Regions from separate parts of the Homo sapiens genome. Here region 2 is linked to region 1. Evidence: chromatin contacts called from ENCODE Hi-C or POLR2A ChIA-PET data. All regions are on one chromosome and are shown on one strand. Each heading gives the region's core, a stretch centred on a gene start or an enhancer-like site at or near the end of the contact. The rest is flanking DNA. Distances are from core to core; before and after follow the strand shown. Region 1 has its middle 30 kb from the start of LINC01638. Region 2 has its middle 130 kb from the start of LINC01638.

Region 1 (7,012 bases), core at 2,846-5,345:
GACACTATAAAATGGTGGGTCAGTCTCTTTTCCTCTCCAGACCTCAGTTTCCTCATCTAAAAGATAAAGGTCCTTCCAGTTCAGGCATTTTATGAAGTGGAAGAGAATTTGGCACTGACTTTTTTAAAGAGGTCTATACACACAGTGAGACTACTACATACCCACAAGAATGAATAACATGAAAAATACTGACAACATCGAATGTTGACAAGGATGTGGAGTAACTGGAACTCTCATACATTGTTGGCAGGAATGTAAAATGGTACCAGAATTTTGGAGAAACATCTTATGTGGTTTCTTACAGCACTCAACATAGTCCTACCTTCTGACCCAGCAATTCAATGCTTAAGTATTTACCAAGAGACATAAAAATAAATGTTCACAAAAAGATTTGTATCACAATGTTCTTGAAGCTTTATTTATAGTGGCCTCAAACTGGAGATAACCCAATGACCATAAACAAGAGAATAAATAAGTCAATTGTGGTATATTCATACATTGGAATCCTACACAACAGTAAAAAGGACAAAGTACTGCTACATGCAACAACAAAAACCAGTCTCCAAAACCTTATGTTGAATGAAAGAAGCCAGACACAAAAGAGTACAAATTGTATGATTCTACTTACACGAAGTTCCCTCTATACTTTACTCATATACTTGCCACCACAGCCCTGTGATGGGTATTGTCCATCATACCCATTTGACAGATGACAAAACTGAGGTTTGGAGAGGGAAGTGAGTCATCTAGGAGGTAGCAGAGTCAGGATTTGAACTTATGACTCTTGAACCTTTTGAGATGCAGCTCTACCTGTAGTGTAGATCAAGGACTGAATGGTGGCTAAAGCCCATTGGATCCATAAGTATGAAATTAATTCTGATATTGACACTAAAATCCAAGGTTTTTTTTTTAAGGTATATTCTGTGCTGCTTTCAGGAAAAAAAAAAAAAAAGAGAGAGAGAGAGGGAGAGAAGAAGTGATTAAGTCTGCCTTCCTCCTGCCCACCCTTCCCCTAACACTTACCCTTTCAAAGGTCCATCGCTGGTCCCATAGGCATGGGTGTGGGGTTTATTGGCATCTACAGCAGCTGAGATGAAGCCATTGCAGGCCACATAGTGCTAAAAATATTTCAAAGTTCACAGGGGAAAGAAAGGGAGAGGAGGGAGCGGTGAGAAGCAACTTTTGCCAACTCTGAAAACAGTTCCGCCCACTAAGTCTTCACCGTGCAGAAGGGGCCAGATCAGATTAGGGCCACCAGTTGCCACATTATCCTGTCTTGAGTCCACTAACTCTCACTAAGCTCCGAAAATCCCATTTACGGTGTTTAGGACACCTCTGGAGGAGTTTGCTGTGTAAATATTATTCCACCATTAAATCCTACAACCAGGCCACCGTCAACAAGTGGATTCGCAATGGTTACGCCAAGGGGGGCTGCGCTGGGGACCTGTGAAGTGCGGCCAAGGGGCTCGGCCCAGAAGCCAGCATGAGTGGTAAAGCGCCTCATTCTCCGACTAAAGCCTCCTGCCACTTGGGCCTGCTTAATAAAACAGGGCCGCTGGGGCACTCGATTTGGGCTGGGAACCAAATACACCTCAGGAGCCACTTAGAGCTAGGGCCTGCCTTAGACAGCTGGCGTTCCTTCTTACCAACCTTAATCTCATGCAGGGCCCTTGTGGGCTGCAGCCCTCTTGGCTGAGACTGGGACTTACCTCCAGTATCTCCCACTTCGGCAGCAGAGCTGACGTGGGCATCGTTCTGGGGAGGTGACTTTTTCCCAGCCGGAGGCAATTTTGCTTTGGGTGCCCTTTCTGTTGTCTGCAAGCCCAGACCCTTTCTTTATTAATTTGTGTATTTGGAGGAGGGAAATGGCTGGATGACGAGCCATCGATTATTGTGGATGGATAACCGATCTGACTCAGCAGATGCTGCTGTTGCTGCTGCTGCGATGGCTGTCACTGTTTTTTGCTTTTTTCTTTCTTTTTTTTAAAATTAATTAATTTCCTTTTAAGCTGATTTGCAGATTGCACTTCTGGGATGTGGTGAGCAAGGATGAAGGACTTAAATTTGAAAAGTGCCTAGCTCAGGTATGGTAGGAATTCATCATTCCAGAATTGTTCTTTGCACTCAACAACGGGCAAGACAAGCCTGGTGCTCTCACAGTGAGAAATCCAATGTTCTGAACCTAAAGGGGTATGACCCAGGTAGGTCCTGACACACAGCGGTGTCCAATAAATGGGGACTGAGGCATATGAAGCCCCAAGCACCACTGTGTCTGGCACATAGCAATTGCTCAATTAACATTCTTCTTTCGGGAGTTTGAGCCCCAGCTCAGTCATGTTTGCAGCTGCGTGATGTTGAGAAAATCCCTTTCCTTTTCTGAGCCTCCGTTTCCACATCTGTAAAATGGAGCTTATATCTGCAACGTGGAGCTGCTTAAAAGGTTCATTCATCCACACACGGGCTTGTTTAATATGTAGTTGTCGACTACCTACTATGTGTTGGTGCTGAGGGTTTTGTGATGAATAAAACCCAGTGTTTCCCTCAAGGAGCTGGTGGTCCACAGAGGAGTTAACAGGTAATTAGGATGTTCTGTTGTCAGTGCTGTGATGTGGAAACCCTGATGAAAGGCCCTTAATGTAGCCTGCCCACAGGACAGGGGGTGACCAGCAATTACCTCCCAGAGCAAGGTTTAGCAAACTACTGCCCCCAGGCTAAATCTGGCCCACTGCCTCTTTCATACAGCTCACAAGCTAAGAATGGTTTTTACACTTTTAAATGGTTTTACACAATCAAAATCATGTTTCATGCCACTTGAAAAGTATACGATATTCAAATTTCAGTGTCCATAAATCACACTTCATTGAAACATAGCCATGCTCATTCATTGGTGTATTGTTTGTGCCTCTTTGCACTTTGACAACAGAGTTGAGTCGTGGCAACAGAGACCAGGTGCCCCCACGAAGTCTAAAATATTTACTGTCTGGCTCTGTACAGAATAAGTTTGCTGACCACTGTCCTAGAGGAAGTGATATGTGAGCCAAGCCAAAGGACAGGGAGAAATTGGTCAGACGGAGATGGATGAAAGGTGTGAGAAGAGAACCTGCTTTGCAGGTTGCAGAAAATTCGTGGCATCTTCAAAGATGATGCAATTCCTGTGCAACAAACTGCAAAGTACCATACCAACTTGAGTGAGTATTCAGAACAGTGGAGGACAGGCTCATCACCAATCTCCTTAGAGAAAGTACCAGGGGAAAAATCATGACACAACATCTCATTTATTCAGCACCTATTTGGTCCACTGTAGTTTTCCTAACACTCTCATATTCAGTCCTCCAAATGGACCTGAGAAATGGGATCATTAACCCACTTCACAGATGAAGAATTGGGAGCTCAGAGAAGTAAAGACACCCAGCCAAGGTCACACAGCAAAACAGAGAACAGAATACCCAGGCTGTCCCCTTTGCAAATTCATGTTCCAAACCCACACTCATAAACCAGTCATTTGTCAGCCCTTATCCTGTAACGTTAAAAAACTACATGTTGGTAAGAAACAAGGAAAATAAATGAAAAATGAAAGAACTAGAATCCAAAGTAGATTTTTTTTTTTGAGACAGGGTCTCATTCTGTTGCCCATGCTGGAGTACAGAGGCGTGATCACAGCTCACCGCAGCCTCGACCTTCTGGGCTCAAGCCATCCCCCCACCTCAGCCTCCCAAGTAGCAGGGACCATAGGCATATGCCACCATCCTCTGCTGATTTTCTTTTTATTTTTTGTAGAGATGAAGTCTCACTGTGTTGCTCAGACTGGTCTCGAACTCCTGGGCTCAAGCGATCCTCCCACCTCAGCCTCCCAAAGTGTTGGGATTAGAGGCATGAGCCACGGCGTTTTGCCCAAAGTAGAAATTTTGCAGCTACTCTCCAGCCTCCAACATCTTGGATGCTGTATCCTCTTCCCTCCCCTCAACTCTTGCAAGTCCTTCTGAAATCCAGCTACACCGCTGGGAAGGAGAAAGAGAAAAATAAAAATAAGCCAGGCTTCCCAGAAAGAGCCAGCAGGAGAGAGCTCTCTGAGATGGGTGGAGAGACGCATCCCTGAACGCAGCAGAGTTGGCAGGCCCAGCTCCCGGCAGCTGTTGGCTGCGCACAGAATAAACACAAGCGGATGGATGGGTTCGGGCAGGGAAGCCACCTCGCCTGGCGGGCTCCAGGCAAAGCCGCGAGGCGCGGGGTGGCAGGCCTGCCAGCTGACGGGAAGTGACTCGGGCGCGGGGTTTGTGCTTTTGGCTGCTTGGCGCAGGTCTGCGCAGCATCGGGGCATTGGTGAGAGACATAGGAAGCTATGGAAGTGGGAGGTCCTGGCAGCTCCTGTCTGTGTGTCCTGGGGTGAGACTGTTTACCCATCTGAACCTCAGTGACCTCATCCATATGTGGAGGTAGCAGTACCCTCCTTTGGGGACAGTTGTGCAGTGGACATTAAGAGGTGCTGCTCGGATCCCTCTTCGAGGAAAGTCTCATCGTCCCAGCATCTGGGAGTGCTCGCCTTAGCCACTGGCCCCTTAAGGGATGGCCCCAGCTCCAGAACTTCATCTGAGGTCATATCCTTGTGGGGATAGGAGGCCTTCATCCAATGACTGATCCATGTAAGTTATAAAGGCCTGGATGGCACTGAAGGGCTATTCTAGCTTCAGGGCTGCCCATGTTGTTGGCTGAGGCCATTGTTCAGCCTGCATCGTGACTCAACTTCTCCCTCCACCCACTTCCCCTCTTCCCTCCCTTCTGTGGGTGTCAATCCGAAGAGTCTTCCTAATAAATGACATGCATGGTAAACTCTGCCTCACTATGCTTCTTGGGCACCCAACTTGGGACTATATGCTTGAGAAATTGTGTTTGGAAAGCACCTATGGCCCAGAGGGAGCTCAATATGTGCGAATAAGCAAAAGGGAGATGAGAACTGCAGAGGAACCTACTTCAACATGTCCACATCCCTCTTGATGTTAAAGATAATGAACAAAGTAAATCAGCAGAGCAGGAGTCCTTTTCTCACACATTGGGGCATTTGTTCTGCCATCAAACACTGAAGCCCAGATATGCACCAGACATGCACAAGCAGCTAAAGGCATTATTATTCCCACTTGACAGAGGTGAAGACTGAGGCCAAGAGAAATGATTACAATCTGGCAGATTATGCTGCATGATCATTTATTCATTTATTCATAAAGTATTGAGTGCTGGGCTCTGGGGCAACTGGAGCCTGCTCAGAGCCCAGAAGAGAGACACTAGGTGAGCCCAGCAATGAAAATGACACAAAGTTTGAGAAAAGTACGATGCACACATGCAGGGGGTGATTAAGGGATAAAATGGGGGAACCTAAGGTGGCCAGGAGGGGTCACAGCAGGATTGAAATTGACATCTTCCAACTCTGCTTCCTCAGCTGCCCAACAAATTTCTGTTTGGAGAGGTAAACTGGAGAGGCTGGGTTCTCAGCCATCCCTAGCTTCTTCCCACTTCTGTGTTTAAGAGCCAACACGAAAACCCCAAATGTCCCCACCCTCTCTGCAACTGAGGAGCCAGAATCCCATAGCTGAGTTTCTTCTCCAGCCAATCCAAGACTTAGCAAACGCGGTTGTCTCCAAAGCAAGATGGCCAAGTTTGGAAGCAACTCCAAATCTTCCCTTTCCTCTGCATGTCTCCAGCGAGTGGACAGCTTCTCTTTCCAGTAATCCAAGCCAAAGTCATCTCTCTCCCTTTTCCTCCTTTTTCTCTCATAGGCTGAAGCATCTGTCCTCTGCAGAAGCTCTTTCCTCCTCTGAAGTCCCCCACCCAGGTCTTTTTCTTGGCAACATCAAGATGCTTTCTCAGCATGGGGAAAAAGAGTCTAGAAGGGTCATGGCTCAGTGGCAGCTATTGGATTCCTGGGAAAAGCCAGGCTCAGAGTGTGAAAGAGAGAGAGGAGACCATCAGAGCTATGTGGATGCAGTGGTGAGTGCAGCAGAAATGCCCCTTCAAAGCCACAGCCTTGGGAAGCTCTCCCAAAGACAGCCTGGAACAGTCTCACTTGTACCAGCACAAGTCCCAGAAAGCCTGGCCCCTGCCCAGGTCTGCAGCCTCCAAGCCCACGGCTCCATGTAAGTGCCCCAGCCTGCACTGCTGCCAAGTTCCTCCCCGCTCTTCCTTCTGTCTGGAATGCTGGTCCTCCTGTTGGCTAGGACCAATAGATTCTTCCAACTGTAGCTCAAGTAGCACCTCCTCTGAGAAGCATTCCTGGCCAGCCCTAGCGCTTTCGTACCTCTCCTATAGACCTCTTCATGTAAGAGCACTTGTCACACTGAATTGTCATTGTGGGTTGACTCATCTTCTTCCCTCACCAGTCTTTGAGCCATTTGAAAGCAGGGAACACTGGAGTTTACTCATGCTGTGACCACCAGAAGTTAGTTCAGAGCCTGCACATAGTAGGTGCTTTGATGTTGTTGCCCGACTTCACCAGGGCTCCCCTTCTCTCTTTTTATCTTGGCTTCATCCTTCAAATAGGCCTCAAATTGTACCTGGGATGGCCATCCACCTTCCTGAACTGGTACATCCCTTGCTTAGTAACCCACCAAGAGAAAAAAAATCTCAGGGAAGATTCTCATTGGTCCAGAATGGGTCATGTGCTTCTCCCTGAAACAATCACATGACCTGGGGAAAAGATGGCTTTGATTGGCCAGGTCTGGGTCACATGTGGCTCCTGTGGCTGGCAGTGAGATCAGCTACATCAGGAAGCAGTAAAGGAAGCAAAAGGAAGCAGTGGTTGTATTTCTGGAAAATGAGGAGGAGTGTGAGACAGGGAGAGACAACATATTTCCACCATGAACCATGTAGATCAATCTTGGGGGGAAAAGATGTGTGTTTGCTTTACCAAACTGATTATTTTGTGGAGTAACTGGTGATTTTCTCCAAAAGGAGAGATTCTGAAATTCCTCTGATAAGAGCCTATATTGGGTTGTGAATGCACCTAGTGAGCAGTTGACAAATA
Region 2 (7,012 bases), core at 1,982-4,481, 100 kb before region 1:
ATTTTGAGTCCCTTTGGGACCTGCATCAGGAAGCCAGGACTAAATGAGACAGGTGACGCGATCTGGAGAAGCTGCATTCACAGGGCACAGGGCTTAGGAGACAAGGGACAAGAAAAGGCTGGAGAACAGACAGCGAAGAGACAGGGCCACACTGTAGAACAGCCCTGATGAGGCAGTGGGGAGAGAAGTCACCTACTGAGCCCCATCAGGGGACTCGGGGGCTTCCTAAGAGTCCTGGCTGCAACTAGGATGGATGGGCTTGTGGCATCGTCCTGGGAGAGGCTGAATAAAGTGAATGGATGGGAGCAGCTGGGAGGTGGTAAGAGACGGACAGAGAGAGGCAGAGATGCAGGTGCAGAGTGGGAGACACACACACATAGAGGGACAGAGGGACGGTGTGAGGGGGTGGGAGAGAAACAGAAGGAAATGGAGACAAAGAGCCAGAGCAGGAAGAAGGTCCTGCAGAAACAGAAAGAGACAGGAAGACACAGAGAGGACAGGACAGGACACAGACTCAGAGAGAGGACATACAGGCAAAAAGGAGGGGGGAAGAGAGAGGGGAGCAAAGAAAACAAATGGAAAAATGTTCCTGAAGGAGCAAGAAAGACAGAGACTAAGACAGAAACAGAGGAGGGAAGAGGAAAAAAGAGAAGAAGAAAAAAGAAAGAGGAAGAAATGAGAGAAAATGATGGAGTCCAAGGTACAGAATTCAGACTTTGGGGGCAGAGAAGATGAAATAGAAAAATACAAACACAACTGAGGAAATTCCTGGGAGCCCAGAAGGCCAGCTGGAGGCAGGGACAAGTCTGAGAAGTCCCTGCCAGCTCTCGGAGACACATCAGTATCTGAATAGGATGCTTGGGCTTGGTCCCTGTGCTCAACATCTGCGTGCCCTTTGCGCATTTCCTTCGGGCTGGTGCTCAGTCTGCTCCTTTGCAAAGAGGAGATGGTATCAGGCTTCACTTTAAGGGCAGGTGGGTGGATGAGCCGAGTCTGTAAAGAGAAAGTTCTGGGCTCAGGATCACACCACGCTCTCCAAAGCATGGCAGCTAAAATGTCTACAGAAAGACAGGAACACTCACGTCCGGGTGGGAAGTTGTAGAAATCAGGGTCCAGGAAGTATTTACACGCAGCTTCCTATTTACCCAGTTCTTGGAGCTCGGAGGATACTTACCTAGCCAAGAAGAGGGTGACAACAGCACAGGCATGGATACACACACACACCACATAGCACACACACACAGAGTACTGCACACACACATGCATATTCAATACACACACACCACACACACCTCACATACATGCACAACCAATACACACACACCATGCATACATGCAAAACCAGTACACGCATACACCACACACATATATGCACGGCCAGTACACACCCCCGCCATACATACATGCCCACAACATATTCATAGATGACACACACATGCACACCTAATACATGCTGGCACCACACACACAACATACACATCATACATCACACATGCCTGCACTCAGCACACACACACCACACACACAACATACACACACATCACACATGCATGCACTCAGCACACACACACCACATACACAACATACACACACATCACACATGCATGTATACTCAATACATATACATATCACGCAACTCACACATAGTACACACATATCACATGTACATGCATACGCAACACACATCACATATATGTGCACAGCCAATGCATACACACCACACACAACATACATACAGCACACACATACATGCACACTCAATACACACACCACACATTACACACAACGTACACACATCACACATGCATACACACTCAATGCATATACACAATACATATAAACTTCACACAGCTCACCCATAACACACATATTACACATATATGCATACTCAACACACACACCACATATATGTGCACATCCAAAGCACATGTGCCATATACACGACTTGCAGACATCACACACCAGACACACAACATACACACATCATGCATACATGCACACCTAATACACACACACCACATACCACACACAACCTACACACACATCACACATGCATGCACAGCTAAAACACACTCCACACACAACATATGCACACATCACACATGCATGCACGCCCAATACATGTGCACACTATGCAACTCACACAGAACACACACACACATACATGCACACCCAATACACACACACCACACATACATGTACACTCCACCTCCTGCACACACACACGCACACACTCACACACCCACACACACACCTCATAGTTCCTGAGGAATACCTTTATCCCACCTGCAGCTTGCACTGAGGCCATCCGACAAGTCTGGAGTGAGCCAGGTTGACCCCAATGACCAGCAAGATGGGTTGTAGATAAGCAACAGGGATCTCTGCCAAAAGACATCCACCTTCCCCACACCCCCAGGCCCTGTCTTTTCATCTCCTCCACCCTCAGGAGGCAAGAGCAGAGGGTCCAGGAGCCCAGATCAATCCAGTGCTCTTCCTCCAGTCTTTAGAAGAGGAAGAAAGCATCAAATGTGAACCAGGAGAGAGCTAGGAGGCTGGTGGGAGAAGGGTCGAGACAAGCCAAGACATGACTGGGTTCATGGAAGAGACATAGTAAGACAGCATCTGATGCCATGAGATCTAGTGGTGACAGACAGGGAGGGGCAGAGAGGAGTTCTGGGTGCAGAGAGTGAGAGGAAGACCAGGAGGGGCTTGAAAGGCTGCCCACCTGGGGTCATGCTATGAGTGACTGTGGCAGGCAGGGCCGGCTAATATAGGAAACATCAGGGAGTGAGAGGCAGAAGTCTGGGGAAACTGAGACACAGGGGTGGGAGGCGACTTTGTTAGGATCATCTGGCAGGCTAGGGGCTTAACTTCTGCATCAAAGTCTTACCTATCCATCTTCCTGCTTTCTGGATTACACCAAAAAGTAAATATGAGATTAGAGCAGGAGAGAAATACGATTTGGCAAACATCTGCTCTGTGTTAAGCCTTTATTTTACATTGACTTGTGGATTCCTCACAAGGGTAGGATGTGTGTGTTTACTCTTTTTAGTATTCCCATTTTACAGATGAAGAAACTGAGACTCGGAGAGGTGACTCCACCAGAAAGTGGCTGAGTCTGGGCTGAGACCCGAAATCTTCAGGTATCAGAGCTCTTCCCAGCACGCCTGTGGGTTTACTGCCCAGTGCTCCAAATCTGCTGAAACAGAGAGGAACATTTGTGGATGGGGTGGAGGGGTGAGTACTCTCCATCATTCCTCTGGGAAGAAACTCAGCCAAAATTCCTTGGAATCGGTTGCTTTAGGTTGCACGCAGGGGAGAACAGACTCAGACAGGGATGTTTATAATGGCTTCCAAATGTCTGGCCGCAGCTGCCTCTCTGGCAGTGAGAGACGAGGAGGCCCAGGGGTCGGGGAGGCGAGACCCACTCCCTGCCTCTCTCCTCCACATGCATTTTGAGAACACTGGCGCTTCTGGAGACCTGGGTGGAAAGATGTGCTGCTGCTCCAGTGTAAAAGCAATGAATGAATGGGTGAGTGAATGAATGAATGAATGAATGAATGAATGCTGCAGGTGCAAAGTACAACTTTCCTTAACTGTTAAATGGGAATTTTTAACACCATTACTGGTCACTTCTTTCATTCTGTGAAGTCCTTCTGCGTATTAACCGCCTTGATGAAATCTCCCAAGGATCCAATCAGCATAGCCCATTTGACAGATAATAAAAGCAAGGCTCAGAGGTGAAGGCACTGGCCTAAGCCACTTAGTGATGATGGAGGGAGAACTTGAGCAGGGTCTCTTTGTTTTTAGAAGTCTTGCTCTTAACTTCACCCAAGGTAATTGGGTGAGGGGCTAACATGGGGCTAGGCACACAGTGAGTGTTCAGTTAATCTCAGTGGAAAAGATACATTGATAAGAGCTTCCTAGGGGTAGGGGTGGGGGTGAGTAGAAAGTGCAGGTGAGCCACACAGACCTGATCTCCATGGAGACTGTCATCCTTGATTAATTACCTCCCCTTGCCAAGACTCAGTTTCTTCTTCGTAATGTTGGGCATAATAACCTCAACCTCTCCCATCACTAGCAGGCACACAGTAGGTAGTGTTTTAAAAATATCAACAGTAAGAACATAAATAATGGCTAATCTCTTTTGACTTTCTATGCCAGGTACAGAGCTCTTTATATGATTTCTTTTTGTTTTCTCATCTGTTCCTCCATCCAACCCTATGAGTTCAGTTTCTGTTTTCTAGAAAGAATAAGGAGGCTCAGAGAGGTTAAGTGGCCTGTATAAGGCCACACAGCTAGGAAATGTCTGAGTTGAGAGCCTGGTTTATGAACCTCTAGGCTTTTCAACTAACACACTTGTGAAAACATGCCAGTTGGTGTTTGGCTCGTAGAGGCTTACAAAAAGAGCTAGACATTGCCCCCAGCTTTTCCCTATAAGAATCTCTCCTTTTCATAGATGGGGATCTGAGGTCCAGGGATGGAATGACAGACTGCAGCCATCAAACGGTGCTTGCTCTTTGTATTAGTTTGTTTTCACATTGCTATAAAGAACTGTCCGAGACTGGGTAATTTATAAACAAAGGAGGTTTAATTGCCTCACAGTTCTGCATGGCTGGGGAAGCCTCAGGAAAGTTACAATCATGGTGGAAGGGGAAGCAGGCATGTCTTACATGGCGTCAGGCGAGAGAGAGTGTGAAGGAGGAACAGTTAAACACCTCTAAAACCATCAGATCTTGTGAGAACTCATTCACTATCACGAGAACAGTATAGGGGAAACTGCCCCCATGATCCAATCACCTCTCACCAGGTGCCTCCCTCGACACGTGGGGATTATGGGGATTACAATTGGAGGTGAGACTTGGGTGGGGACACAGAGGCAAACCATATCACTCCTGAACAAGATTCCAGGTCACCACCCTAGAGGAAGAGGCCAGGGCAGGCCTGACAAAGCCCCCCACTATGTTCAAGGTCCCTCCCCGGATAAGCCTCCTTCTTGCACCGTTGCCCCTCTGTTAAGAGGAGTTAATCCTGATTTACTTTTAAGTTGCACATACCTGGGTTTTAGTTTTTCGATTAGAAATATGAAAGAGATTTATTGCAGAAAAGCAAGAAAGGCGACATTCTAACTGGTTCACAATTTCCCTATTTGGAGAAAAACACGGTTTGGCATTTTCTACATTTCCTTCTTGGTACAATCGCCGTTGCTATGATCCGTGATCCTACAGAATACTCAGCTCTGCACAGATTCATTCTTTTTCCCAAAGCCAAGTCTATTGTTTTTTATTGATGAGAATGGAAAGTACGAATGGGTAAGAAGATAAAGTCCTACCTAGGGAAAGGTAGTCACTGTCACTGTTTTGGCAGATGATAGATGATGATAGATAGATAGATAGATAGATAGATAGATAGATAGGTAGATAGAGATATAGTCACTGTGTATGTGTGTGTGTATCATTCACACACACACACACGTCCTCCACTCATATGTAAACATTATTGCATACTTCAGTTCAGACTTTGCATCAAGGTCTCAAACTCATAAGCCCTGGCAGGTTACAGGAATGAGTGTGGGGGCCAGGTGGGGGCTGGGCAAGCTGGACTCCACATGCCCCATCCACAGGGGCAGCTGTTACTGCTCAGCTCAACTGCTGCCACAAAGAATGCAAGCCCAATGTCATCCCATGTTCCAATTTTACAAAAATTGGAACTCCAGAAATCTAGATTTTTATATAAAAACTCCAACTTTTTAAAGATATTGGCAGCAAATTCCTTGTAAATAAAGCATACATGGAGCAAAGAGACACATTGCGGGGTTGCCCTGAGTTTGCAACCTCTGCCGTCTGCATCCTGCAGACATACCCTTCTCACTTGATACTTGTACGCTAGGCATTTTCTCATGGACCTGGTTAATTGCAAAATCTCTCATACATCTACTATTCTGGTTTGGGGTCAGAAGGGCACATTTTCTTCCTGTAGTCCTCCTTGTCTGCTAACTTCTTCTGAATCTCTCTCCTCTAGAACCACCCCCAACCACTGCCCCGGCATCCTGCTCCCCCAAACCATTCAATTTTATTAATGGTTGATTTTCTTTTAAAGCTGTCTGGAGGCTGCTGCAAGCTCCACGGTTGCCAGTGGCTGATCAATATCTGGGGAGGGCGGGGGTGTCATTTCATTAGCTAAGTGCCATGTAATCTACTTGGTAAATCCCATAGCCTCTTCCTGAGCTGTCCAGAGATGATGCAAAGAAGCCTGGCCACAGGCCTAACTACGCCATCCTGCTGGAATCGGGAAGAAATGTTTGGAGATCCCCCTGCTGAGGTTTGATCTGGTCCCTTGCATTGTCCCCATCTCATCTCCCTCTGTGTCTCCAATCAATCATAGCCTGACTTCTTCAAGGCTTTAAAATGACAGAATTTCTCCGTCTGCACTAAGAAAGGCCTGATCATCCCAAGAACTCTGCAAGGGGAGCAGTACACCCAGTTTACAGAGAAGACCGAGGCAGGGAGAGGTCATGGCACACTGCCAAGGTCCCAGCAGGCAGAGGCAGGATCTGAACCCGGGGCTGGCTGGCTCCTCATCCAGAAGCTGGCTCAGGGCAGCCACAGAAAGAGGCTTGTGTGAAGTGGCCTGGATTCCTGGCCCAGCCACAGTGGGAGTCCCCACAGTCTTGTGAAAAATTTACCACATTCCTCTGGTTTCTCTTTATGGGGACTGGTAGTCCCAGATGTCATTCAATTACAAAGTTATGGCCACCACCAGGGGCCAGTGAGCCCCATTCCTACCTGGCTGGAAGGCATTAGAGCTGTAAATGGCTTTCCTGGAGGCAGAGGGCCCGTGGGAAGGTGAGCTGGCCTCATAAGGCAACTTACGGGCCAGGGACAGTATTTTCTTGTGATTGGAGGTCAGTTTCAGTGTGGAGGACTGGAGACTCATGAGCAACCTGATACTCAGAACACAGGATTTCCATTGATTGTCTCTGCAGGGCATCTGGGGACATGGCACCAAATTG

Evidence for each region. A loop is a pair of places that touch in the nucleus more often than their neighbours do. ChIA-PET counts read pairs that join two places held with the same protein, here RNA polymerase II (POLR2A). Pooled maps may share reads with other maps.
Region 2: a map of esophagus squamous epithelium shows a loop between it and region 1 (2.1-fold over the local background). The contact joins two enhancer-like sites. A Hi-C loop is called at or near these places in 2 of 168 maps with a recorded cell type or tissue (esophagus muscularis mucosa and esophagus squamous epithelium) and 1 of 50 pooled maps. POLR2A ChIA-PET finds 5 or more read pairs at or near these places in 2 of 52 experiments (activated B cell and endothelial cell of umbilical vein).

Annotation. Positions count from the first base shown.
Region 1 is chr22:27,191,161-27,198,172 of GRCh38, forward strand. No RefSeq gene overlaps it. Among named protein-coding and RNA genes, the nearest start is that of LINC01638, 30 kb to the right of the region's middle. Within about 2 kb of position 4,096, at least 7 of the 41 ENCODE cell types and tissues checked have a DNase peak (open chromatin) inside an H3K27ac peak, as active enhancers do.
Region 2 is chr22:27,091,509-27,098,520 of GRCh38, forward strand. No RefSeq gene overlaps it. Among named protein-coding and RNA genes, the nearest start is that of LINC01638, 130 kb to the right of the region's middle. Within about 2 kb of position 3,232, at least 2 of the 41 ENCODE cell types and tissues checked have a DNase peak (open chromatin) inside an H3K27ac peak, as active enhancers do.